Linked DNA regions of Mus musculus: regions 1, 2, 4, 5, 6 and 7 are each linked to region 3. Evidence: chromatin loops called from intact Hi-C (ENCODE). Cell type or tissue: heart. All regions are shown on one strand.

Region 1 (4,000 bases), 330 kb before region 3:
CAACATTTGAAGCAGTTCTATTCCATTGTAGAAATATTTCTCTCCAACCCCAAAGTAGAGTACAAGGAGAAGCATTCTATTTTAGGAATGAGATTTTCAAGTACAAGTTTAATTCAATCCATCAGTATTTTACTGGAACGTAGCATTTCAAGCTACTGAAGTAAACAAATCTAATGTGTGGTTGGTACTCGGCATCCAGCCCCTTGCAAGAAATATGTCTGTTATAGAAGGAGACTGGAAACCTCTAAAAACACATCTTCCTCCATTGTCACCTCATGAATGCTCACTAAACACAAAGCCTAGTTAATCTATTTTATGAGCAAAGTTGATTATTTTTAAAATTATGAAATAGGATTTAAAGTAAAAAGAATATTCGACAAAAAAGACTGACGTGTGTGAAGTTGAATGAATCAGGCTGATTTTCCATAGAATCCATTCTGTTTTTCGTTTTTCTTTTTTTTTTTTTAATTTTTTTTCCTCGTTTACATTTTCAATGCTATCCCAAAAGTCTGCCATACCCCCCCCCAATCCCCTACCCACCCACTCCCCCTTTTTGGCCCTGGCGTTCCCCTGTACTGGGACATATAAAGTTTGCAAGTCCAATGGGCCTCTCTTTGCAGTGATGGCCGACTAGGCCATCTTTTGATACATATGCAGCTAGAGTCAAGAGCTCCGGGGTACTGGTTAGTTCATATTGTTGTTCCACCTATAGGATTGCAGTTCCCTTTAGCTCCTTGGGTAATTTCTCTAGCTCCTCCATTGGGGGCCGTGTGACCCTTCCAATACCTGACTGTGATCATCCACTTCTGTGTTTGCTAGGCCCCGGCATAGTCTCACAAGAGACAGCTATATCTGGGTCCTTTCAGCAAAATCTTGCTAGTGTATGCAATGGTGTCAGCGTTTGGGAGCTGATTATGGGATGGATCCCTGCATATGGCAATCACTAGATAGTCCATCCTTTCGTCACAGCTCCAAATTTTGTCTCTGTAACTCCTTCCATGGGTGTTTTGTTCCCATTTTTAAGAAGGGGCAAAGTGTCCACACTTTGGTCTTCGTTCTTCTTGAATTTCATGCGTTTAGCAAATTGTATCTTATATCTTGGGTATCCTAAGTTTCTGGGCTAATATCCACTTATCAGTGAGTACAGTATTATTTGAATTTAACATTTTGTTTTGAAAATACATACTTTAAAAACTTTAATACGGTAGTTACATTTGAAACATCTAAAAACTAAATTATTCACTTTCCTACTCCAGTGGAATAATGATTGATTCTAGTGTCATATTCTAACAGTAATTATATAGAAATTTACTTGACAAAATTGGCTAAAATCTTTTGTTTTCGTTTTTTGCTTTTTTATTTCAGTGAGGTTTTATCATAGTCGTTGGTTGCGCTTAGGTATTTTTAGTTGTTTTATTTATTTTAATTTTCTCCCTATGGTAAAATTTCTGTAGCTCTTCATTCAAACTAAAACAATGATTATCTCAAATCTTTAAGCAGTTATATCCAATATTTTGCAATTTTCTACAGAAGGAAAATGCCTCTTTTGATAAATTACCTATTTTTAAATCTTTGTTCTCATGCCTTTAAGAATAAATAACTTCCATTCTTTTTTGTAAAAATATTTTTTAAAAGTATAGTGACTTCTATTATTTTAAATATTTTTTAATTATTTGAGAAACTCTTACTCTGTACTCTGATCATTATCGTTCCCCTCCCCCATGTCCTCTCAGATCCAACTTCCCATTCAATACCTACATTATTTTGTCTCTTCCTTTGAAGAATTGGCACATTCTCAATAGTGATCCTAATATACCTCTTAGGTGTGTGACCATCCACCATAGCATGTTACAACCACCAGGAGGTACACTTGGTTCTATCTTCTAGTTACCTGAGCTCTTCAAATAAAGGTGGAAATAAAGGCTCCTTGTCCCTCCATGCTAAGATTTTGTATGGCTTGAGCCTGCTCAGTTATTGTGCATCAGCAATTATGTTAACAACTACATTATTAAGCACTTACTTATTATTTGATTACAGCACTTTAGCTGGAGAAGCAGATAGGCTAATTGTAAATTTCCAGCTCTCCTTCTATTCTTTCAAACCTAAACCCCCAGCTCTGCAGAAGAACACCACAGCAGCCTCCCTCGGGCATCTCTAGTGGATCCCACAAATCCTACCTACTAAATACCTTTCCCCTATTTATTGGTTTATCCTAGACCCCAACTCCAGCAGGCAGTCCCTGCAAATTCGATGGCCACTCTGACCAGGAAAGCAGGTAGGCTACCTATAGATCTTCATCTTTCCATCTGTAACTCCAAAGCCAATCCCCCAGTTTCATTCCCAGTTCATAGGGAACAGAGGCTCTTGTTCTGATAGACAAGTGTTAAGAACACAGGGATTTCTCTTCAAACAAAGAGGTGTATAATCTATTTTCCACTCAAAGGCTGGGGATGCATGTGCTTAATAGCCTGGTTCTGTCTGTATGGCCAGATCATACATGGTGCCCCCAGACTCAATGTTTATCTTAGTCATCCTCCTGAGACCCTTATCTTAAGCACTATTTATCAGTCCATGGAAACCTTATTCGTGTGTACTTTCCAAATGGGAGTGGAGGCAGTTAACAGCCTGATGAACTTTATTATCTGTATGATCTAGATCATGCCAGATCCGTCATCAGACCCATAATTTGCCATACACACTCAATTTGTACAACTCACTTTTTATGGAAGAAGCCACAAGTACTTCACAGTGTGTTTTGATGTAGTCATGCCTTAGGCTTGGTTGTGCACATGGGGTTGAGTTATTTTTCAGAAAAGTTTCCCAAAACTATGCTGTTCTTAAATATGCCTAAAATAAACTGTTTACTGCCGGGCTCTCAAAGTTTGAAACACCATATCCTGAGTCTTATTTAACTAGGCTTCCTTCTTAGCTCTGGTGCACCAACACTCTGCTGGCCTTAGTATTTGCAGACACCCTATCCCAAGTCTGTTGCAGAATATTTTTCCACATTGTGACCCCTGAGATTGTGAACTAGAAACTGTGAGCTTTTCTTGATGTAGTGTGACTCAGGCCCAGCACACACCTTTCACCAATAGCTTCCTATAAATGGTATTAAATAAACTCACCCATAGGTCAAGAGTCAGAGCAAGCAATCAGTGGACAGAGAATGAACAAAAGAAAACCCAGGTAAGGGTTAGGATGGTCTTTGAGGATAATGGCAAATTGAAGATGCAGAGTGGAGAAAGTGAAGGAGCTTTTTTTCTTCTGGGATGTTAGTGGATTAGGAAGGTCAACTGTGTGCTTTCTCTCCATCTCTGAGCTAGCAGATTTTCACGCCAGCATCTCTCTCCTGAGTCATCATTGGCAAAATCATATGCCTGGGATCCTTTTTTAAAATAATTCAAGTCTGAAAAAAAATGCCTTCTTCAGCATCCCTTCTCTCTCACATACACCCATCCTCAATGGATCTCACAATCTTCCCTTCCAAATTTCCTTCCCTCAACCGCTTCCATTGTCCCAGTCCCCCCAACTCCAACAAGGCATCCACGTCAGAACCCACAGGCTACTCTGAACCTAGAAACATGTAGACTAAAAGTAGATCTTCATCTATCCCTCCTTTCCTCCAGGTCCAAACTCCCAGATTCATATCCAGCACTTTAGCAGACCTTCTGCTGTGGTTTCACCTCATTTCTGACCCAATTCCCAGGGGGTTAACTAAGTAGATACTAGTGAAAAACTCTTCTTTTCTCCCTCCAGTGAACCTCTCCAGCCTCCTACCCCCACCCTCATTCTTAAGTGTCAGCTTACAATACCTAGAAAGACACATCATCTGGAACTCCTAGAAACCTCACCTATCAGGATCCCAGAAGAATTTCCTATCAGAAAACAGATAGCCTCTGCACTCTTCTATGAATCATATAGGAAAGAGAAACCAAGGAACAAAACATGTACCTAATAAAGACAAGATATTATCAACTGGAATTATAATCTTCTGCATAGA
Region 2 (4,000 bases), 830 kb before region 3:
TGAGTAAGTGGCCCCAATGTCCAAGAGGAAGGAGAGGGGCAATCCATATACCACAATGTCTACCAGGGGCTCCCTGCTAATGATTGCAGTAGTTAGGTCAAGGGAACTCAGGCCTCCTCAGTTGGCCATAGCCAAGCCTAGAAGATCAGCTGAAGGGTTACCTGGGAGTGATGTCCCTCTGTTCTGTGCAACATGAGAGCAAACAACAAACAGCCAAATGACCTTCTCGCTAGCCACTTTTGCATGGCCTCCTTGTCTTTTGGAAGTTAGGGTAATCTCTAGCCCTAACATGTTGGTCACTTTTGTAGTAGGACTCTTAGAAATTTTAGAAGAAGCAGGAGTCTTAGAAAACAAGGAGTCTAGGGCACTGGCTGGGGCTGGTCAGACAGCCTTTGTCAACATACGGTATTTTGTTTATGGGCTTTCTCATCTCCTCATGGTAGACCTTGAAGGCCAGCATTAAAACTTCTGCCTGTGGAGATAGGAGAGCCCTCTCCTGCTTTCTAGGTTTGGCTTTTATGTCAGGGTAGCTCTGGGAAAAAAGTAGGTTATCAGAATTTGCTTACCTTCTGTGTTCTCAGGGTCCAGATTGGCATACTGCAATAAAGCCTTTGTGGGGCATTCTAAAAATTGAAATAGATTTTCTTGTTTGTCCTGGACAATCTCTTGGAGTTTTTCAAAATTTACTGGCTTCAAGACTGCCTTTCTTAGGGTGGCCAGAAGGCATATTGTAAGTCTATCTCTGGCTAAAATACTACATGCAGAATTATAGTTCCATTGAGGATTCTGGTAGGGCATTGCCTCAGATCCAATTGGATATGTTCTATATGTTCGATAAATTTTGTATGAATGTATTCTTGCTTGCTCCCAAACTTGCCTACATTCCTCAGAAAACAAGTTATTAGTAAGGAGCATATGCACATCATGGAAAGTTAAGCTATAAGACTGAGTAATGTACTGAAACTCTTTAATAAAGGCGGAGGAGTTAGAGATATAGGACCCCAGTCTGATTTCAATTTGAGAAAGTTCACTCAGAGAGAAAGTACATGTACTCTGACAAGGCCATCTACACAAATAACTTCCTTTAGAGGAAGCACTGATGTTGGGTCAGGTATCCCTGAGGGAGAAGAACTTGGGGGTTTGGCTGTGGCACTAGAGCTTGTGGATAGTAAGGTGTTTCAAGTGACCTGAAGCTGACACAGGAGGAGGAAAAGCATATGGAGAGGTTGAGCTAGTAGGCTCTGTGGTTTCCTGGTTAGAAGGAGAAACTGTGGCAGCAGTTTGGGGTTTTGGTGGTGTGGAAACAGGCCTGCAGCAGAAGGGCGGCAGTTCGTTATCTGGATCAAGCGTTGTAGTGTCATCTTGTGGAGATTGTGCAGGTTTCATGGCTAAGAGAAGTTGGGTTGATGAAGAAGAGGAGCATATGGAGGGGTTGGAGTGAAGATAGATTAATGCTTGGATATATGAGGCCTCTTTCCATTTACCAGATCACTGACAGTATGTATTAAGATCCCTTAAAATAATTGGATCTAGGGTACCATTAAGTGGTCATTTGGAACTGTTATCTAACTGGTACTGACTCCAGACCTTATTGCAGAGTTGTACAAATTTTTATGCCCTCAAGTCAGGTGTTGGCTTCAGAGATTTGAGATTTTCCGGTTGAGATCACAGTGGGGTGCATGAAGATACATTCGAAGACACCGCAGCTCTCGTTGGGGAGTTTTTGGATTTTTTGCACCACTGTTCCAAGAATGATTCAATAACCAAACTTCAGTCACGCTAGAGGCCTAATTCTTCAATAGGTTCCCTAGAGGTTATACACACTAAGTCCCGGACTTACCAGAAAACATCTCATCTTAGGCCTCGGGGTTTCTTAAAGGGCTGCAAGAGAGTGGAGAGGGAGGGGGTGAGAGAGCAACTTTTGAGGGGTATGGTCACCCAAGGATCAATGTCTTATCTTGTATGCCAGCTGGTAGGCTGGTCATAAGGACCATGGCTGTAAAATATCAACCCCTAATCCCCCCCCCCCCCCAAAGGCTGACAAGGCACTATGTGAGAAATTAGAGTTCTTCCTGCGGATTGACCTTACCAATATGCTGATGGCTGTGATAGGATTCTAACGATCTGGTAGGAGGAAATATGGAACTGAGTGGTTGGTGTGGGTCCATCCAACTGAGTAACTCACGTGGCAGAAGATAACCCCACAGGGTGGACAGCGGTGGCACAGCTCACATGATAGAACTTCATATCTCCTGTTGCTCTCATGCTGGAAGTCTGTGAGTCCTGCAACAACCAGCAGGTGGCAGTAGTTCTGCAGTAGTGCCGAGGTACGGCTGGCTGGGCCGGTCAGATGGCTTTTGCCACTAGGGCCATAGGGAATTGGATCTGGGGCAGCGAGCATCTCTTCCTTGCTCCCACCTGAGGAGCTGGGATGGTGCCTGTTCTGTTGCTCCTGCCAGTTGGGCTGCTCCTCGTACAGCAGCGCACAGCGGCCTAGGCAGAAATTCTTCTGGGCGCTGGTTGCAGCTGTGGCACAAGCCATGGGCCATGTTGAGAGTCCTGACTTGCTCCGCTGGCATCAGTTGTGAGCCTGTGGTCATGTAGGCTCAGGTCAGTTGTCGCAACCCACCGAATAATGGTCCACATGGCCAAGATCGATCACAGTCCCCACTGCCTGTGCTGGTCACTGAAACCAGCGCAGCAAAAGCTGGCAGGCATTGCTGAGTCTCAGTTTTTATCATCAGTGAAATACTGGAATAGCAGCTCATGTCTGGACATACCACACCAGGCCAAGGCAGTTCTACATGGCAAAGATCTATTGGAGACAAAGAGGTGAAAGAGAGAAAGACAAAGGGAAAAAGGGATGAAAGTGGGATAAAAGTCTGCCTTTCATTTAGGCTGTGGTGAAACCTGGGTGAAGGTAAGTGTGGGAAGTATATTCTGGGAAGGTATGCAGTTGTCATGGCAACCGGTGTCACTTATGTGTGATATTCCTGAGTTTGGAGCTGATCTGCCAAACTAGTTCTTAATACCAACAGGCTCCCTTGCAGAGAATAAAAAATGAGAATGGAGGGGAGAAAAGCAGGAAAATGAAAAGACCCTGAGAGAAGTCCTGCTTGAGCAGAGAGAGCTGTTTATCAGCATCTAATACTGTTGACCTACCTATTCTATAGAAGTTCATGAATATTTAAATTTCCTTATTCAGTTAAGCATAAAATAGTACTGGCCTATTTCCATCCTGACCATGTCCCCCACTATCTTGAAGAAGCTGATCTGATAAAAATAAAGTGACCTTTTGAAGACACAAATAGCATGCCAATTAGGTGGCAACTGCCTTGAGGACTAGGGTAGGATTCTCCAGAAGGCAGTATATACTTTGAATCTGAGGCCAGTATATTGTACTTTCATTCGTCCATGAGTCAAGGTGTGGGAAAGGGAATAGTTTCACTTCTTATCACCCTTGATGATACGTAAGGAAAGTTTTTGTTTCATATTCCCGCAACCTTAAATTCTGCTGGCATGTAAATTTTGTTCTTTAGTAGGGAGTTCTCCTCCCAGGAAATAGAAACTCAGACTTGCCCCCTTACCACTTTGGTCTCCTGATGCCCTTCAGCAAACTTGCTAAGAAAGGAATAACAGGGTTAGGAGGGATTTTGATCCAGATAATCACAGGGAAATTGAATTACCTCTCCACACTGGGGATAAGAAAGGATAAGGGGATCCTTTAGGGAAATACTTGGTGCTATTTTTACTGTGCTCTGTGTGTTATCCTCCCCTGTGATTAAAGTCAATGCTAAACTACAACAGCCTAATCTAGGCAGGATGACAAAGGGCTCAGTCAGGAATGAAGGCATGGTTCACGCCTTCATGAAAGGAGCCAACACCTGTTGAAATGCTTGATGAGAGAGGAGAGAATGCAGAATTGGTAGTAGAGAAAGGCTATTATAAGTGCCAGCTGAGAGCATGTGACCAGTACAAATGAGAATTATAATTGGCAAGA
Region 3 (4,000 bases):
CTTTACCTTTCACCTTTTATTAATCAACAAAAAAGGCCACCCTAATAAATGAGAATTCTTCAAACTTACTTCCAAGACCATATTCCTTCTATTCTACCCTTCCTCTCATTTCCCCAAGAAGTCTTCTACTTAATAATTACTCATTAGTAATAAATTAAAACGTGAAAGATTTTGACTGTGGGAATAGTCATTTCTGCACCCACTCTAGGCAGTGTGTGACATCAAGTTTGGACCTGAGAGAGCCATCTCTGCAGGGGCTCACACATGGGTGAGTCTGGAGCATCTGCCCATCTGTCCGTTCACAATCCTCAGAATCCCAGAGCTGGAGCGCTGGAGCAATTAAGGAGTGGTGCCTATTCACTGAGAATCCAAGGGGGAAAGGAGAGACACTGGAACATTTTGTGCTTGGAGGGAATTTGGTCCCTGGGGTTCCTATGTTGATTTCGTTTGTGTCTGCCTTCCTATAAACAAAAGCAGAACAATGACAGGAAGGAATACCAGAAGGCTCCAGGCTAGCTGTGAGCAAAGGAAGTTTGCAGTGCACAGCATCAGGTCAGGGCGTTCCCGATGGGTCTGCTGCAGCCTGACTGGCACATTGGAGCTCTTCAAGGAGAAAAGAAAGTTCCTGGGTTTGGGAGTAGACAAAGCATCACTAAGAACACTTACCCAGCGCCTTCTACACTTGCCCCCACCTCATGCTTAATAAAATTAATGTAAAATCCAGAGTGAAGAAAGAACAGGTAAGTAAAGCAGTTTGAGGTGATGACAATGCTAGTAAGGGAAGAAAATCAGGAGAGCTAGTAGAAGATTTGAAGGCAGAAATCTTGCTTACCTGCACCCAGTACCGAGTCATACTCACACTGGCTCCTCGGGTGGTACCCGAGGCTTCTCTCCTGTTCTTAGCAGTTGTGTCCTTTCTTTGCCCTCTGCTCACCAGAAAGCTAGTGGTGGTGCAGGAGCAGCTACACCCGACCCCTAAAGGTGAAGAGGCACTGGGCTGGCAAGCTCTCTAGTCTTCTCCCTTGGTGTACTGTAACCTAATTCCTGAAGCGTCTTTGTTCCTTGGGACTTTAAATATCCCCTGTGCTCACCGTGCCCTTCTCTGACTTCTGACATCCTTGGTTCCTAATCCCTTAGTCTCAGAAGCATCAAAGAAAGCCAGATGCCAAGTCCCCGTAAGAAGAAAAGAAAGGGCCTCCAAAGTTTGGAAAACTTTAAGGTCTGGAGATGGGGACAAGGGGTGCTCCTGGGAGAAGGGAGAAGCTCACCTGTTGATGGAGGTACGAAAGTTTGGCTCTCCCACCCTCCTCCCACCGCGATTCCCAGATCCCTGCCACGCCCAGCCCAGCCTTCTTGCCAGGCCCAATACTCACCTTGAGCCCTCGGATCTCGCCGAGATGCAGCTGCAGGCGGCGGTTGACCTCGCGAATGAGGTTGCTGTGGTCCAGCATCGCGCTCACCTTCTCGGCTTCGGCTCGCCGCAGGCTGCGGATCAGCTCCTCCTTGCTCCACTGCAGCAGCTCTTCGTCCGTCACTTTAGATAGATCATCCACGCCCGTGGGTGTCGACGCACCGGCCGGAGCCGAGGGACAACTTTCCGCCGCTGGCGCTGAGCCTCCAGCCGCCTTAGACATGGTATCCGCGCAGCGGCAGGTGCGAGTGGGTAGAGGCGAAACGACTGGCGAAGGTGCAGGCGCGGCTGGGTGGCCTCCTCCCACACCCCTGTACGCTTCCAGAGTCAGAGGTACCTCCGGGGGACCGCTGCGTGGGGACGGCAGGAATCGCGCTGCGTGGCCATCCTACCTCGCCATCCAAGCGCGAGTACCTGCCGAATCTCGGGGCCCGACAGCCAGTTCCTGGTGGCTGCATAGGTCCGTCCCAACTCGGCGCAATTCCATGGTGAAGGGCGCCGGGGAGCAGGAGCGGGCGGGGACACCAAGAGAGATCTGTCTCAATCCCCTGCCCTCTCCTTCGCTCAGATCCAGACAGCCATCCCTCACGGTCTGACACACACACACACACACACACACACACACACACACACACACACAGGCACACGATGCACACGCCCTTCCCTCTCGCTTGCTAAACCCCGAGGCTCCGCTGCTACCCTAGGGCGAGCTGCTGTCCTTCCCAGAAAGCTCCGCGCAGCTGGCTAGCTGTAGTCCTATGGCTGATCCTAAACTGTTCTGGGAAGCCTTGGGTTTTCAGAGCCCAGAAAAGGATGGGCGGGGATTGGGGAGCAGCAGCAGGGAGGAAGCTGGCTCCCGGGGCGCCCGCATTCCGCAACACCTTCTGCAAAGGCCAAACCCGAATGGCACTCAGCTGCCCAACCGGACCCTGAGCTCCTGGTGCTCTGCTGCTAGGGACGATTGGGAGCGCGGTTCCCAGAGCACAGGGATGCGGGTGGGGCTGGAGTCAAGAGCAGGTGCCGCCAGGGCGTTGAGAGGCTCGCGCGCGCCACCAAGTGACTATAGGCTGTCCCCTCCCCTCCATCTCTGCAAGTCAGACTAGTTCAGGAGAGGCAGCCTGCTGACCAAAATGAGCGACATTCAGTTCTTGGAAGAATTGGATGCAGAAATTTCGAGAGCAAGACATATGACTAACTAGCTAGATGCACTTCGGAGAACTGGAGAAGAGGGAAGAAAGCCTGTACCGGAGGTCACAAAATCCTCAAGTTCAGGAAATCAGGGCAAAGAGCTGTTAAATTCAGCCCTTTGGGGACCTCCACCCCATTCCCAGGCCTTTGTTTTCTCTAAAATCTCACCACCTTATGAAGAAGCTTCAGGTGGAAGTACTTGGCCCTTTTAAAGTTCGTTTGGGAAATATCAAGGCCTTTAGAAAATAAAATAACTTCTGCTTCTCCAGGAGCCTGGATTTTCAGGTCTGCATACCCGGTGCCCTTGGCAAAGTAAACTGAAATACCAACCAATACCAACTGAGCTTTTCACTCCTCTGTGCTGCAAACTGGGCTGGCCTTTGATGGTCCGATCTGGAAGGAGGGTTCTATGTTTTGGCTAGTCTCTGGTTAAATACAGCACAATCCTCTTTCAGCTGAAAATACACTTGTTTTCCTAAAGGATGGGTGCAGAAGGCCCTGACAGTATCATTTCTAGGAAGCTGACAGGACCAGAAAATTATAGAATCACACTATCCCAGCCTGAGCTTCTGTCACAGTGAGGGTCTCAATCAGTTCCCTCTAATGAGGCAGTGCATATCCTCTTTAAAGCTGCCACCTTGTGAAAAATGATGAGTTAGGGACTGAAACCTTTGCCTTCTGGAGATCGAAGGAAAGTAGTACGGTTAGCCCCTGACCATGAACACACACACACACACACACACACACACACACACACACACACACACACACCACATACATAACTGTACTCATAGAGACTTCCTTCTGTATCTGGGCCTTTGCCCTCTCTTCTCACAGCATGCATGTACTCTCACCTTCTCTCTGACATACTGGCATCCAACTCTCCCCCCCCCCCACACACACACACACTAACCTTTGGTCATATTTGCAACCCAAAAATGTCTTCCTTGGTACGCTGAAGCACTGTAATCCTAGGAGAAAGTGGCTCCTCTCTCAATTTTCAGCAAAGGGAGAAGTCTGTTAAAGGTTTCTTTCAACACACCCAGAGACCAAGACCCAGCTAGTCCTCCAATGCTTTCCACTGCTTACTTCAGCTTACAACCCTCCCAACCTTTCACTTCAGATAACTCAGTCCTTCCCCTGTATTAATGGTCTTGACTATGTCTGGTGTAATTTTCTTGACATTTCCTTGTCTCTCCGATGCACAGGTTTTTAAGAGAATGCTGCATAACAGTTTGGAAATGGAAGAGAATACACAAGATGGAAAATTGTGAATGTCGTTCCATGTTCTTGCTTTTGATGAATCTTGAGTCACTGGTACTCAGGCCCCATGGAGACGGCTTGCTTTTAGGTGCTTCATCGGGACTTTAAAACAAAGTTCAGCCAATGATTACAGTGCCC
Region 4 (4,000 bases), 220 kb before region 3:
TTGTTAGTAGATTGGCTGGCTAAAAGGAGAAGCAGAGGAACTGCTGGTGAGCTTGAGTTCAGGTGAATGTGGGGAGCAAAAGAAATAGAGGCTCCCAGCCTAAATAGGAGATCCCTTCCCAATAAGGGGACAGGACATGTGGGCACTACCAAAAAGGAATGGGTGAGAGGCATATCCCTAAAAATGCAAGTGAGTCATGGGGTCTGATGTGGAAAGTAAGGTTGTCCTCCTACCCTGACAATAGGAAAACTCGAGGGAGATGTGGGCCCCCAAAACTCCGTTAGGACTGAGTAAGTGGCTCCAGTGTCCAAGAGGAAAGAGATGGGCCGCCCACATACCACAATACTAAGCTCTCTGCTGTTCGTGATGGTCAGAGGAGCCTCGGCCTCGTCAGTCGGCCATGGCCAAGCCTGGAAGATCACTTGGAGGGTTATCTGGGAGTGATGCCCCCCTGTTTTGCATAACATGGGGACAATCAACAGCCCAATGTCCCTCTTGATGGCACCTACGGCATGGCCCTCTTGGCTGACGGAGATTAGGGCAGGTTTTAGCCCAATGACCTTGTCGACTGCACCTGTAACAGGTGCCCAGTGGTCTCTGGGTCTTAGAAGACCATGAGCTAGGGATAGCAGCTGGGGCTGGTCAGACAGCCTTTGCTAGCATATTGTACTTCTGTTTGCAAACCCTCTCATCTCTCCCATGGTACGTTTTGAAGGCCAGTGCCAAGACTTCTGCCTGTGGAGTCAGGGGTCCCCTCTCCAACTTTTTAAGTTTAGTTCTTATGTTGGGGTAGCTCTGGAAAAAGAAGTAAGTCATTAAGGGTTGTTTACCCTCTGGGTTTTCAGGGTCCAGATTGGTATATTGCAGTAAAGCCCCTTTAAGGCGTTCTAAAAACTGAGATGAATTTTCCTGTTTGTCTTGGACAACCTCTTGAAGTTTTTCAAAATTTACCGGCTTTAGAACTGCCTTTCTCAGGCCCACCAAAAGACATGTAACAAACCTGTCCCTGGCTAGAATACCACCTGTGGAATTATAATTCCATTGAGGATCCAGATCAGGTACTGTCTCCATTCCAATTGGATATGCTCTATCTGTTTGATGAATCTCATCTGCATGAACTCTTGCTTGTTCCCCATCTCACCAGCATTCCTAGGGAAGCAAATTGTTAGTATCATGTGAATATCATGAAAAGTTAACTGTACGACTGATGTACTGAAATTCCTTGATAAAAGCAGAAGAATCTCTTCTCTATCTGACCAGACCATCTACGCCCGCAACTTCTCTTAAGGGAAGGACATCGTTGCTGGGTCAGATTCTTCTAGGGGTGGAGAGCGTGGGGTTTTGGTCGTGGCCTTAGAGCGAGTGATAGGTGGTGTGAAAGTAGGTGCCAAGGTGGAATGTTTGGGGGGACCTGCGGTTGGCGCAGGAGGAGGAGAGCTGGGGGTGGCAGGCTCTGGGGAATCTCGGTAAGGAAAAACTGGGGTAGCAGTTTGGGTTCTTAGTGGCGCAGAAACAGGTCTACGGCGAAAAAGGGGTGGTTCATATTCTGGGTCCAATATTGTAGTATTGTCTAGTGTGAATTGTGCAGGATTCATGGCTAATAGGAGTTGAGTTGGAGAACAGGAAGAGCACATAGTAGAATTGGAACGAAGATGAATTAAAGATTTTACATAGATAACCTCTTCCCATTTACCGGTTCGCTGGCAGTATGTATTTAGATCCTTTAAAACAACCGGGTCTACGGTGCCATTAAGTGGCCATTTGGAACCATTGTCTAGTAAGTACCGAGTCCAGACCTTATTGCAAAGGAATATCAATCTCGATGCCTTCAAAGACTTAAGATTTTCCAGGAGACATCTCAGTAGTGTATCCAGGGATACGTTTAAAGACATATTGTTGCCCATATTCTGGAAGTTTGCTGGTGTCCTTACCGCGTCAACCAAAAAGGAAATCAGCCAGGCTAGAATGTCCAAGTCGTCACGAAGACCTCTAGAGGCTACCCAGTAAGCCCTGGACTTACTGTGAAAAATGTTCTACCCTGGCCAAGAATTTCAGCAGGCCGCTAGGACCCTTGAGGAGAGAGCGAAAACAGGATCCAGATGGGCAATGTCTTCGCTCCTATGTCAGCTGAAAGTATTGCTGTAAAAATGCCAGCCCCTATTCCTCGGGCACAACTGGCCAGGCTCTGTTCTGAGAACTGGAGGCCCCTCCCGGATGACAAGCCCTATCAATAGTATGCTGGTGTCTGATTGGGGATTTTTAGCGAACCGGTAAAACGTGGAAGCTCAGCTTGTAAGGCTTGTGGAAGTGGCACAGCTCACTTAGTTTAAAGTTCAAGTGTCCCACAGCGGCGAGTTACATGGTGGAAATGGCAGGCAGTGACGCCCCTCCCCCACTGGTCTTTGTGAGGGCCTAGCCGTTTCTCGGGCAACCGCTTCCGCTTGGGCAACCGCTTCTGCCTGAAGGCCGGGCTTAGTGGCAATGGCCTCGCAAAGGTTAATTCCCTTTTAAATGGGATTTAAAAACACAGCAGGAGGTGGAATCACCGCAAGTTCTGGCTCAGGCGGAGGAGGGAGAGGGGAAGGTGCAGCCACACCGCAGAATCAGTTGGTGCGGCTGCAGGGCAGTGGGATTCTTACCCTAAATGCTGTGTTCTGTGCCTGCCGCTGCGTCCACCGGACACTGGTGGCTGTCCCCAACCCCCACCAGCTTAATCCAATCCAAGTCACGGCACCAATTTTATGAATTAATATCAAACTATCTATCTATCTATCTATCTATCTATCTATCTATCTATCTATCTATCTATCTAGAGTGTGGGGGGGGGGGGTAAACCAAACAGCAGACCAGGCCAAGATGGTTCCACGTGAGAGAGGTTTATTGTGCAGAAGTAGAGGGGGAGTGAAGTGGGTAGAAGGGCAGAGAAAAGAAAAAGAGAAAGAGGGGAGAGAGAAGAGAAGAAAAAGCTCTCCTGTATTTCTTTAAGAGAGTTATTTATGTCTTTCATAAAGTCCTCTATCACCATCATAAGAAGTGATTTTAGATCGGAATCTTGCCTTTCTAGTGTGATCGTGTATCCAGGACTTGCTATGGTGGGAGAATTGGGTTCTGATTATATCAAGTAGCCTAGGTTTCTGTTTTGTTCTTATGCTTGTCTCCCACCATCTGATTATCTCTAATGCTACCTACCTTTGCTATCTGACTGGAGCCTGTCCTTCCTGTGATCCTGGTTGTGTCAGAACTCCTCAGAATTAAGCTTTCTCTGTGATCCTGTGATTTTTGCAATCCTGTGATCCTGAGATCCTGGGTGTGTCAGAGCTCCTGGTGGTCAATCTGCCTCTGTAACCCTGAAATCTTGGCGTGCCAAAGCTCCTGGGATCTTGAGATCCTGAGGTCCTGTGGTTCTGGGTGAATTAGAGATCCTGGGAGTGGAGCTTCTTCTAGATGTTGTGGGACTGGCTGCAGAGTTCGAGCCCAAGGTCTGCTCAGGGCACCGGCTCAGACTGGAAGGATCCTGTGCCACTGGTCGGGTGGAGTTGCCCAGTGCCCCAGTCCCACTAGTCCCAGTTACATCTGGTGTTGGAGCAGATGTTATGTTCTTCTCACCTTTGATCCTATGATCCTGGGCATGTTAGAGCACCTGGGAGTGGATCTTTCTCTGGGTGTTGTGGAACTGGCTTTGATCCTATGATCTTGGGCATGTTAGAGTTCCTGGGAGTGAGGAGATGTGGTTTTGTTGGAGGAAGTGTGTCATTGAGGTGAGTTTTGCAGTTTTGAAAGACTCACACTATTCTCAGTGTTCTCTCTTTGACTCCTACTTATACACCAAGATATAAGCTCTCAGCTATTCTTGCTACCATGCCATTGCACCACCACCATGGATCCTAACTCTCTGAAAGTATAAGTCTAATTAAATGCCTTTTTTTCTAATTGCTTTTGTCACATTTTTTGTCACATCAATACAAAAGTAAGATATGTTGACTTACCGGAAAAATAGTCA
Region 5 (4,000 bases), 560 kb before region 3:
TGACTATTCTGTTTTATGATCCCCATATTCATAATGGAGGAAGTGATGAGGAAGCTGAAGTACAATGATTAATATGATCAATAGTATGAGTCTACAGTGTGGAGACAGCTTAAATTGGAGGAAAATCATTGCCGGTTATATCCCTGAATAGCTTTATTTTCTAGAATTTTAAGTATTCCAAAATTAAATAGCACACTTGTCATACTACTTAATCAACAAATAAGCAAGTCTATTTGGCCTTTTTAAGACATACAAATGACCGAAAAAATGAAATAAATGTCCAATTTCCTTAAGCATCAAAGGGTTGCAAATTAAAAGTGCATGTGCATTCTATCTCACACTAGTAACAGCAGCAGTAATTAAAGAGACAAATGTCAACAAATGCTAGGAAAGATGTGGAGGAACAAAACATTTTTATAGCTCTGGCATGCTCATAATAGAAAGAAAAATGGAAGTTCCTAAAAAATAAACCCCTAAAACTGCAACCATAATCAAGCTATATCACATTTGACTACATACCTAGATGAACCCTAACAGTATAAAATAAGATACTTGAACATCCTTATTTTTTGGTACAAGATTCACAAAAACTAAGTATAGTTTTATAACTAACAAAAACTATATTACAACCAGTATAAATCACTATTAAAATGTGGCAGAACTAAAAAATTTAGTAGAATATTTAAACATACTTTGTTCACTCTATAGTTCATCTATTTAAACTGGTACCTTTGGTATAATCAGAATTCTACTACTATCTCCTCAACACTTAACAATTCTTATCATTCCCCCCCATAAACTCATCTGATAGCATTATCCACATTAAATATGGTATTTATACAGCATTATGCTTTGTTCAACACAGCAAAGGACAAAGTCATGTAATTTGCACAAAGTAGAAAGAACTGGAGAAGATCAGGTTAAGAAGACAAGCCAGATTCCCAAAGACAAATAATCTTAGATTTCTTTAAATACATCTCTCTCTCTCCATACATACATACATCTATACATGCATATATGCGTGTGTGTGTGTGTGTGTGTGTGTGTGTGTGTGTGTGTGTGTCAAAGGAATCAGAGAATCTATGATGATGAGAAAGAAGTCAAAAGAGAAATTAGAGTAGTAAAAATGAGAGGGTAATAGGGAAATGAAAAACAAAATATCACCTGTTTTATCTTATATATGAAACCTAGACATGACATAAGAACAAAATGAGGATAATTTGGAGGGTAAAAAGAATTATCAAGAGCTGGTGAAAGGGATGCTGAGAGTGAAGGAAACATATGACTAAGGTACTGTGTTGTTTTTGAAAGTGTCATAATGAAACCTATTATTTTGTATAGTATTTTTAAAAAACAGTATGTTTCTAATATCAGGTAGCCTGCATGTGTTTGATTTTTAGCTTTCTTACTTATTTAACTGCAAATTATATTTTTCTAAAGCTTATTTGCTTATTAAAATAAAAAATTACTTTATTATCTGCTTCTCTATTATGGGATTGTTGTCTGGAAATATAAATAAATCCCTAAGCTGCTGATTGGCTTATAGTAACTATCATAAAATGCTTTTAATTATAACTTTATTGAAATTTATATTTATTAGATTTTTCAAAAATTATGGAGTGTGACAACTCTGTAATCAAAAACATACATTTTCAAAACTTTGTTTTATTTTGACTTTTGTCTATGTGCTTATGAGTGCAGGCTCCTGGAGAGGGCAGAAGAGGGCATCAGAACACAGGGTTAGGAGTCACTGGTGCTTGGGAATTTATATAACTGAGTGCAACAAGCTGAGCAATAAACATTTCAGCCACTTTTCTAGCCCTTGTACCTCATCTTCACAGCTTGAAATGCCAATACGCCAAACCACAATATAACACAAACTATACTTTTTTTTTTTTTTTTTAGATTGCTAAGATATGTTTACTAAGCATGATAGGCCCTATCCAAACAAATAATTGGACAGATCAAGACAACTAAAACAAAGTTCTTGATTTCTGTAGATTAAATCATCAAAAAATAAGTTAAGCATCTTGAACAATATTTAATAGATCTATACAGTTGCATGAATACCACTCTATTTATTTCAAAATCACTATATAATTTTAGAGCCAGTCTCAATTAAAACAAAAAAGTCTTAAAGTACAAAGGGATATTGATGGCATACTTCAGCAAAAGAATAATTGCAGTGCAGATGACATCTTTTTTTAATGCCTGACACATCTTTTCTTCATCTTGGATTGGGTGTCTATCACAATCTGGCTCAGATGACTAAGAGACATACATTTTAATTCTGTTTTACTACTTTATTCTCTGAGAGTAGGTCAATCATATAATCCATATCCAGTTGGTTTCATCACAATACAGTAACCATTTTATCTGTAAGCATTAAAGTTAGTTTTTGGTGTTGAACAAACTAGTTTTATCTTTTTAACATTGTTATTATAATAACTGTTCAGAGAAATGGATTAAAGCTATAAACAATCTAAAAATTTCTGTCAATTTCTTGCAAGTTGAAAAAAAAAAGAGAGAGAGAGAATTCCCTATCTCTAAGTGCTTAATTTCCAAAAGGCTGTGGAAGTGAGTAGCAACTACTGACATTGAGCAAACTAAGTTATTAATCTCATGTGCAAAAACATGGTTTTCTTTAAAGGAAATGTAAAACTCACTATGTCACTGAAAAATTTGGTGATATTACATTTTGGTCCAGATATATATTTTTTTTTAATTTTAGGAAAAGAGATTAAAGTCATTATAATGTACATACAAGCCATCTGTGAAGCTTTCCAAAGAACTTTCTCATAACTTGAGTTAGGATCATGCTGATCTATGTTTATATGTTTGCTTTTCTGTCACATAAAATGACGCTAAAATTTAAATATATGTAGATTAAAACACCATTTCAGTACCTTTGACTTCAACAGTTTATTATGGGTGGGCTACTGCTAACTTACTTAGCTGTCTTTTATGTTACTCAAAAGGTTTCTTAAAACCCTGAGGGTTTTCATTTTATTTTGGATCAAAATTTACCTTAAGATAATTCATCCCATTTTTAGAAGAGACACAATTTGTCAGTTCAAGCAGAAGTATTTAAAATATTTAACTCTAGGAAATAGTTCTGTAAGTTAGTTCTATGGGAATGGATTTGATTAGTTTCTGCCTATAGACTGCATTGTCCTTTAATGATGTTTCCATTTCAGATTTCCTAAATGTCTGCAGCATGGAGAACCACAGATTCTGTGCCCTCTCAAGCATTTGTTCCTCAGTGGGCCCCAGAGGAACAGCAAAGAGCTTATGCTCTTATTTCTAACTTTGTTCTTAGATCCAGTTCACATATAAGGCTTGTCATTCTTGTATCCAAAATTAAGGTATTTTCTGAACTTAAAAATCTTTGATTTTTAAATATTCACTATGAAATACATCAAGTGGAAATCCTTATAATTATTTGCATCCTATTAAAGTTTTTCTGGAACAATTTACAGATCTTTAGTTTGTTACAGGAATTTCTCTTATCTCATGGTGTGGTTTGGATGGGTCAGTGCATCATTATTAATGTACACCTAATCATAACTAAAAATGCACAGTCAATTATTTGATGGGCACATTCTTGCATAAACCATAAACTTTTTGAGTTTCTGAAATCATGGAATTCTTAGAAAGACATCCATCAAACATAAAAGAAAAGTGTAAATGAGGGATATTTAAATATTAATTAAACAGTATTTGAGAAACATTTGTAATTCCCTATCTTGGTTTATTTAGATAAATACCTTTTGATCTGAACCACAGGAAAATTCTGAGCTGTTTGAGTGTGCATGATGAATGGCCTCCATTCATGCTTGAATTCAAATGAACAAAGAAAGACAGGCTCTCTACTGACAAATCACTTTCATTTGACATTTCAGCTCTAAACACTGAGGAAAGACTTGAAGTTACCAAGTGAATGTGAAAAATATCATTTTGGTGAGTGCATAAGAAAACATTGTTTTATGCAACAATAATG
Region 6 (4,000 bases), 140 kb before region 3:
AAATATCCTCATTTCTGCACAGATATATAATTGATAACCCTTCCTTCAAGTCTTTGTAACTAACTCAATTTCTAGTGAGATGCCATCATCTTCATTTAACTGTGCAGACTACTTACTATCTTAACCCTATCCAGAGTACTAACCCTATAGTCCTACCCTATAGTCATAACCCTGTCTTATGTCTATTTGTCAAAATTCTGCATTACCTTCTATCATATAAGGTGTATATCATATCTAGAATAAAATGCTCGGATAAAAGAACTCCAAGCAATAGGAGAAACTTTAGTTGGAAATGTGTGGAAGTTTCCTAGAACATTGGTCACATTCAGTCATTTGTAAAAGAATTTTAGTAAAAAAAATTCAGTATGTCTTCTCATTTGGCTAAAGCATATGCTTGTGTGTATGTGTACGTGTAAAAAATTTGTTGTAGTCTAAAAATGATGTCTTCACAAATTTTCATATATTGAAATTTTTCCTAGCATGATGATTTTAGGGAGCTTCTGAGAGGCTACTGAGGCATGAGGAATAAGATTGTAACTCTTATAAAGAAGGCCCGAGGGAACCTGCCTCTCATAACAGGTCATTGATGAGAAATTGCTCTCTGGGGGTGTTTATAAGTTAACCACTCTATGGTATTCCATTTAAGCATCTATAGTAAATGAACACAAAATAGACAAACTAAGCTGGAATAAGAAGTATGTGGAGATATGAATGTAGAATCAATTACAGAAAAAAAAAATACAACATGTGGACTTTTGTACCTCTGAAATCTCAGAATACAATACAAATGCCCTTCTGCTGCAAATGTGCTCTGGCTAAGAAGGCATTGGTTAGAGAAGATTGCTGGAAGATATACAGCATTATCTGAACATGCTTTTACAGTTGCTCCTGACCAGTTATCTACTCTGACGGCAGAAGCAAAACCTACAGAAATCAGACACTACATAGGGCAGGGGGGATTGTTGGATATTGAGTAGTGGGGTTGCAAACTGTTGGGGATCAGCCTGAACAGGGAAGTAGTCAAAGGTTCTTACCAAACAAAATGTGTCTTTTTGAGACCAGGAAAATGCATCCCTTCCAAGGAAAAGAACAGCAATCAGGTGCTGTCTTGTTTATTTTGTTTGGAACAGTGCCTAGAGGTTCTGAATTGTTTATCTAGAATGGTTTGACAGAAATATTACGCTTGTTGTTCAGTAGTGCTGTGATAGTGGCTGTCTAAATTATTTGAAGGCTTGCTACATTTTTATTTTCTATAAAGGAAGAAATAGATAAATAGACATCTAAAATAACAACTTGTATCTAAATTAATTTAAAAATTAGAAAAAAAACAGTCTGTATCCTATTTCATTACTATAAAATAACCATCAAAATTTTATTTATTTCTCATATCTCACATTTCTGATTAAAATATAATAGTGTTTTGTTACATCTTTGTCTTCATCCACACTCAGTCCTGCTCCCTGATGAAGACAGAATATGTCCCCTAAACTTCATATTTTGGAAAGATAATGCACAAAATCGCATGTTAATGGTTGTTGAGAGATTGGGCCTTTGAACAGAGTTCTCTGGAATGTCAGGTTATCAAGGAAGTGACTTTATTGTTATAGGGAGTTTTTCTCTAGCATACAAACCCAATCTCACTATGCCATATCCTTTATCTATCTAGAAGCTGAGAAGTTGTCAGCACGAAGCTCTAGTATTTTCCATCTGTCAGAAATATATCATCTATGAGATAGTTACTCTCAGATAATCTGTTATCAAAATAGAAAAAGAATCAAAATACTGGGAATTGGACCCTCCTTCTTACAGCTCCCACTTCTGTCTCTTTATATGTCAGTTGGAGACTCTGTTTAGTAAGGTGTCACCTGAGAGGACTCTCCAAGCTGCAGGCACCCTAACACATCCAGGATCTTGAGATCACTGGTGAGCAAAACACAACATCTGTTCCAAAAAATCCCAGATGGTCTTGTGATAGCAGGAACAGGGACAAAGGTCACCTGCCCGACTAGTGGCTGAGATTCATTCTGGTCGGCGCCACCCTACCCTTGCTCCATCTTGGGCATGATCTAGGCGGAGTGCCCCAAGGTCCCCAGAAGACTCTCCACTCTGCAAGCACCCTAGAACACCCAGGGGCTTGAGATCACTGGTGAGTGGAACACAACATCTGTTCCAAAAAACCCAGAGGGTCTTGTGCTAGCAGCAACAGGGTCAAAGGAGAAAGGCAGCACCTAGCACACCCAGAATCTTGGGATCATTCAGATCAGTCTACTTAAGAGAGCAAATGATCAGCAGAAGCAACAGAGGTTCTTGGACAGGGTCCCTTCTGGCCTTCATCCTCAGCCAGGAGACAGAGCTGAGACCCAGACTCCTGGGCACCTTCCCTGCCAGAGGAAAGTCAGCCTCCAGGGAGGGCTCTGACACCAGGACTCAGGAGGTGGATCTGAGCTCCAGACTTCTGTGCACCTTCCCTGCAAGAGGAAACCTAACCTGCAGAGAGTGCTCTGAAGACTGAGAATAAGGAGAAAGTTGGTCTCCCAGGAGTGCTGACAGAGGCTAAAGAATCACATAGAAACAAGCTCCAGCCAGAGACAGCTAGAATATCTAACACCAGAGATTACCAGATAGTGAAAGGCAAACATAAGAATCTTACTAACAGAAACCAAGACCACTCGGCATCATCAGAACACAGTACACCTACAACAGCAAGTCCGGGATACCCCAACACACCTGAAAAGCAAGATTCAGATTTAAAATCATATCTCATGATGCTGGTAGAGGATTTTAAAAAGGGAATTAGTAACTTACTTAAAGAAATACAAGATATCACTGCTAAACAGGTAGAAGCCCTTAAAGAAGAAACACAAAAATCCCTTGCAAAATTACAGAAGAACACAACCAAACAGGTGATGGAATTGCACAAAACCATCCAAGATCTAAAAGGGGAAGTAGAAACAATAAAGAAAAAGCAAAGGGAGACAACTCTGGAAATAGAAATCCTAGTAAAGTAATCAGGATCATAGATGTGAGCATCAGCAACAGAATACTATACAAGAGATGGAAGAGAGAATCTCAGGTACACAAGATTCCATAGAAAACATGGACACAACAGTCAAAGAAAATGCAAAATGCAAAAAGATCCTAACCCAAAACATCCAGGAAATCCAGGACACAATGAGAAGACCAAACCTAAAGGTAATAAGTATAGATGAGAAGGAAGATTTCCAACTTAAAGGGCCAGTAAATATCTTCAACAAAATTATAGAGGAAAACTTCCCCAACCTAAAGAAAGAGATGCCCATTAACATACAAGAAGCCTAGACCAGACAAGAAATTCCTCCCGAAACAAAATAATCAGAACAACAAATGCACTAAATAAAGACAGGGTATTAAAAGCAGTAAGAGAAAAAGGTCAAGTATCATATAAAGGCAGACCTATGAGAATTACACCAGACTTCTCTCCAGAGACTATGAAAGCCAGAAGATCCTGGACAGATGTTATACAGACACTAAGAGAACATAAATGCCAGACCAGGCTACTATACCCAGCAAAACTCTCAATTTCCTTAGATGGAGAATACAAAGTATTCCATGAGAAAACTAAATTCATACAATATCTTTCCACAAATCCAGACCTTCACAGGATAATAAAGGGAAAACACCAATACAAGGATGGGAATTACACCCTAGAAAAAGCAAGAAAATAATCCTTCAACAAACCTAAATGAAGACTGCCACTAAAACAGAATCCCAACTCTAACAACAAAAATAACAGGAAACAACAATTACTTTTCCGTAATATCTCTTAATATAAATGGACTCAATCCCCAAATAAAAAGACATAGACTAAGAGACTGGCTATATAAACAGGACCCAACTTTTTGCTGCTTATAGGAAATTCTTCTCAGGGAAAAAGACAGACCATACCTCAGGTTAAAAGGTTAGAAAACAATTTTCCAAGCAAATGGTCTGAAGAAACAAGTTGCAGTAGTGATTCTAATAT
Region 7 (4,000 bases), 91 kb before region 3:
GGAAACATACAAAGTAGCATGTTCCTCCCTCTCTTTTGGAGAAAGATGATGGATCTTCATAAGAACCTCTCATCAAAACCAGGGATAATGAAACACAGTGAAAGAAAGGAGGGTATCATTCTAGCTCAGACAAAAATAATTAACCTGTAGGACTTATCTAGACTGTGTCGTTTAAAAAAAATCAAAGTACCTAAAATGACAGCAAGGAGATGGCTTCACTCTAAGGATTTTTCTAAAGGGGTACAGACAAAGGGAGAACCTCCTACAAGTGAGTTGTCCACACTAACTAAAGAACAAAAGCAGGAAATTGGGGACAGGTGTTGTCAGAGTATCACAAAGCAGACCAGAAGACCAGAGAATTTCTCAGAACCACATAAAAGCAGGAAGAGAGAGTCTGGCCCAGAACCAGGACAATCACTATTCACACCCTCTAAGATAAAACTTGGCCTATAGACTGGTCCCAGAGAAAGGCTCTTGACCTATACCTATGGGTATAGCATTAAAAGTATTCAACAAAGAGAACATACTTTGCTGTCAGCCTATTCTTTAACAGCTCAAAAGTCTTAATGAGTTGAACTGACTCCATTTAAATATAATAAAATCACTAATTTAAACTACTCTAAAGCTCATGACAACTGACATTAGAAGTAAAGATTTCTCTGTAAAAAGAACACAAACAGAAGAACATTGGAGAGAAGATTGCAAATGACAACTGAGGTTTTTCAAGAACTGGTTCATGAGTACTTGTCCAGGTGGATCTTCTCAGTGATCACTGGCACTCACACCAAGATTGCACTTGGTTCTGCATGACATCAGGGCTCTATTATCATGTTTCTTTACCTAAGGACTACATACTCTTACTTCATGCCCTTCAGCACTCAGCTCACTCCTCTTTATAGGGCTATGTCATGCTCATCTTTTATAACCTGGTTCAAATGCCTTGCATCTGCTGCCCTCCAAGCTAGCCAAGAGGATAACTGTATTACACAACTATGTCAAAATCCCTTATGTTTTGTTGGATGATCTATTTACTTGACAACTCACTTTCTAGGTGCAGTTTCTATTGTAGTAATTTAAATCACTAAGAAGTGATGTAAAAATACAAGGAGAACAAATACATCTATGAAAAATCCCACACCAAAAATAGATGAAGAACTGAGACTGAATTGAACAGATAATAATAAAAAAAAACCATAGGTACTTTTGTTTATAGACTTGTGAATACATATACTTCCAATTGACACGATAGTTTTAGTTTAGACATATCTATCTGAAAGTTGAACTCTGGCCTTGACCTTGAATCTCTCCAGGCTATTAAGTCACAGCTGCTTACACTATTAGAACACATATAGCAAAACTCAGCAACAGAAGGGGCAGTGGATGTGGGCACAATACTGTATCATGTGTACAAGGCTTTCCATACTCCAGCCCTTTGGATATAATTAACATTTTTATTGCACACAAGTCCCACAAGTCATCTCAATCAGAGCATAGACACTAAGTCATACATTACTAGGACCTGGTGGCAAATGTGATGCTCTGGCCTTAAAATTTACCTTTTTGGTGCAATAAGATACATTAAAGAAGAAAAGACCACTACCACCACAACAGCACAAAATGCACATTGATTTGACTTTAATGATATTGGGATATTGGTGAAAGCAGAAACAGGGCCAGGAAAATGAAAAGCTATTCTTCATTGGTATATCTGAAATTATGCCACATTACTTGGTTGTGGATATGTAATTTTCATGCCAAATTAAATGTAAACAAAATTATTTATAATACATCAAAAGTACATAATTAAACACACTGTCTAAAGCTAAAATATGCAAGGAGATATAACAAAATTTAATGCAGTTCATAATAACTTCATTATTTATTTATTAAAACATGTCAATCAAAAATTGTACTAGTTTTTATACATTAGAGGAACTTAGAAACTGGCAGTGTTTTTCCTTTTGATTCATCTCCAGTTTTCTGCTTTAGGTAATACATATGCAGATGGTTGTCTTGATGCTTCAAAGAAAAAATAAACATTGAACAAAAGGAAATTTTAAGTAAGGAGCTGTGGATAATCACAAAGCCTGTTGTATCATGAAAACATTGCCATAAGTAGCTAATGTGAAGACTTCTATTCTGTTTGTTCACCCATCCCTCTGTAATGAACGATCTGAGTACAGTGCTGCTCTGCTTACCAGTGGACAGTGAGCTGTCAAATGTGGAATTTAGGCCTGAGACTGACAACAGGCTCTGTATGGTCAGCCTTCACAAGAGCTGGAAAAAGAAAGATTACAATCTTCCCTAGAGGAGGTCTGCCATGACTTAGCCTGCCAATGATAGCTGTGTGGGGAAGAAGGAAGACCCATAGGTAACAGGAGGAGAACTGGAAGCCTAAAGTCAGATTCTAAATTAGGAAAAACATTTCTCACTACCAAAAGTAGTTCTCATTTATATGCACAGTACTCTGTGTGCTGGGTGCCACCATGTCCCATTTCTTGCAATCATGAAAACTGTAAAAAGAGTAAGTATTAAGAAACAGTAAAGATGAACAAATGAAAGAGAAAGATCAGGGTTAGTTAGAGCCAAGAAGCAAGAGTTGTGTGACACATTTGAAAAGCTGAACCTGATCCATATGTAGTAGAAAAAGCATGTGGATGACATAACACCAGCCATTGAACTCTGACATGAACTCTACAGGGAAGGTAAAAACAGCAACCCCTATAAGAGGAGATAACCACAAATGTAGCCCATGTAGGCCTGTGCTACCTGTCTTCAACACTGTTCAGTCTTTCAACAGGTAAGTGGAGCCTGCATCAATATAGGACCACAGTCAAGGAGCTTGAGCTAGGAGGTCACTTCTGATAATGCAAATGGATGTTATGGGATGAGTTCTGGGAGGGAAATAGTGCCCCCAGAAGACTGGGTATACTTGGAAGTCCTTCATAGACTCTTACTCCTTAAGAGTAGGCTGCACAGATAAAGTGAAGCTGGCAGGACAGATATCTTGATGCTCAAATATAAACAATGCCATTATGTGTCACAGCCTGCTAAGAGACAATCAGGTATCTATTCTCTGGAGGAGAGTCCTTAATGAAAACCTGAGCAATGCACTAAAGCAATGGAAAAGGACACATCTTGGAGTACACCGCTAACATTATGGCCAGCTATTATGACCAAGAATAAACCTCAAAGAGAACTATCCTAAAATAAAATAGAACTATGATGGGATCAAGAGGACCAAAAGAAATTTAACCCATCAGTGAAAATGAATTCAACTTCCTTTTGAGGAAGACAAAATACTCCAGATTCCTTATAGGGAATTATCTTTGATACTGAATTTACAATTAAAATTATAAATCATGTAAAAAAGCAGGAAAATGTGACATAATAGGGAAGATTAAGCAGCCAATGAAATGAGGCTAAGGGATGACCCAGATGTAGGAATCAGCAGAAAACATTTTAAAGGTTATTGTAAATATGTTGAGGCCCAGAGGAAATATGGACACATGAGTGCACAGATGGAGAACTCTTACCAAACAATTCTAGAACTGAAAAGTAACATATTTAAATTTTAAAAATACACCAAGCAAGCTAGTAGCAAATTGGAGACAATAGAATATAGACTGAATTTGAGGAGCAAATTTTTTTAAGTATTGAATTTAAATAATACTGATGAAATATTTTTAAAGCATATGAGTTTCAGTGAAGACAGTCTCAATAATCTCAATTAGCCTAAGGTGTGCAACTTTTAGATAAACATGGAAAGAAAGAAAAAAACAGAGCAGGAAAATACTTAAAGAAATAATGGTTGATTATTCTTTAGTTTGGTGAAAAAATATCTACAGATCTAAAAAGATCAGTGAATCATAAATGTGAAGAAAGTCACAAATAACCTCATACTGTCAAACCTGAAAACCAAAAACACAAAGAAAAATCATAATGGCAGCCAGAAAAATAAACAAAACAGTGAACTTTCCCTCAGAGCACATGGGCAGAA

Evidence for each region. Peaks named below come from ENCODE experiments on the same cell type or tissue, not always from the same donor. Only the 100,000 strongest peaks of a DNase experiment are listed, where the experiment ranks them.
Region 1: a loop joins it to region 3, with 3 times the contacts of the local background. A loop is called at or near these places in 4 of 42 quality-filtered maps.
Region 2: a loop joins it to region 3, with 15 times the contacts of the local background. A loop is called at or near these places in 7 of 42 quality-filtered maps.
Region 4: it touches region 3 in a loop (3-fold over the local background); 5 of 42 quality-filtered maps call a loop at or near these places.
Region 5: a loop joins it to region 3, with 5 times the contacts of the local background. A loop is called at or near these places in 10 of 42 quality-filtered maps.
Region 6: a loop joins it to region 3, with 4 times the contacts of the local background. A loop is called at or near these places in 3 of 42 quality-filtered maps.
Region 7: it touches region 3 in a loop (5-fold over the local background); 7 of 42 quality-filtered maps call a loop at or near these places.

What each region holds. Positions count from the first base shown.
Region 1 is chr11:28,252,748-28,256,747 of GRCm38, forward strand. No RefSeq gene overlaps it. Among named protein-coding and RNA genes, the nearest start is that of Ccdc85a, 330 kb to the right of the region's middle. In heart, no CTCF peak of the experiment used is centred here; no DNase peak of the experiment used is centred here.
Region 2 is chr11:27,751,486-27,755,485 of GRCm38, forward strand. No RefSeq gene overlaps it. Among named protein-coding and RNA genes, the nearest start is that of Gm25387, 430 kb to the left of the region's middle. In heart, a CTCF peak has its summit at 2,292 (motif pointing right); no DNase peak of the experiment used is centred here.
Region 3 is chr11:28,581,909-28,585,908 of GRCm38, forward strand. It overlaps Ccdc85a (coiled-coil domain containing 85A), which reads right to left and starts at 2,416. Exons shown (of 5, transcript NM_181577.5): 1 at 1,374-2,416. The coding sequence starts at 1,634. In heart, a CTCF peak has its summit at 2,466; DNase peaks (open chromatin) are centred at 473, 1,443 and 2,393; H3K4me3 peaks cover 1,614 bases; H3K27me3 peaks cover 2,951 bases.
Region 4 is chr11:28,363,191-28,367,190 of GRCm38, forward strand. No RefSeq gene overlaps it. Among named protein-coding and RNA genes, the nearest start is that of Ccdc85a, 220 kb to the right of the region's middle. In heart, no CTCF peak of the experiment used is centred here; a DNase peak (open chromatin) is centred at 2,381; H3K4me3 peaks cover 1,036 bases; H3K27ac peaks cover 886 bases.
Region 5 is chr11:28,019,235-28,023,234 of GRCm38, forward strand. No RefSeq gene overlaps it. Among named protein-coding and RNA genes, the nearest start is that of Ccdc85a, 560 kb to the right of the region's middle. In heart, a CTCF peak has its summit at 1,704 (motif pointing right); no DNase peak of the experiment used is centred here.
Region 6 is chr11:28,440,617-28,444,616 of GRCm38, forward strand. All of the region lies in intron 2 of Ccdc85a (coiled-coil domain containing 85A), which reads right to left. Among named protein-coding and RNA genes, the nearest start is that of Ccdc85a, 140 kb to the right of the region's middle. In heart, no CTCF peak of the experiment used is centred here; no DNase peak of the experiment used is centred here.
Region 7 is chr11:28,491,190-28,495,189 of GRCm38, forward strand. All of the region lies in intron 2 of Ccdc85a (coiled-coil domain containing 85A), which reads right to left. Among named protein-coding and RNA genes, the nearest start is that of Ccdc85a, 91 kb to the right of the region's middle. In heart, no CTCF peak of the experiment used is centred here; no DNase peak of the experiment used is centred here.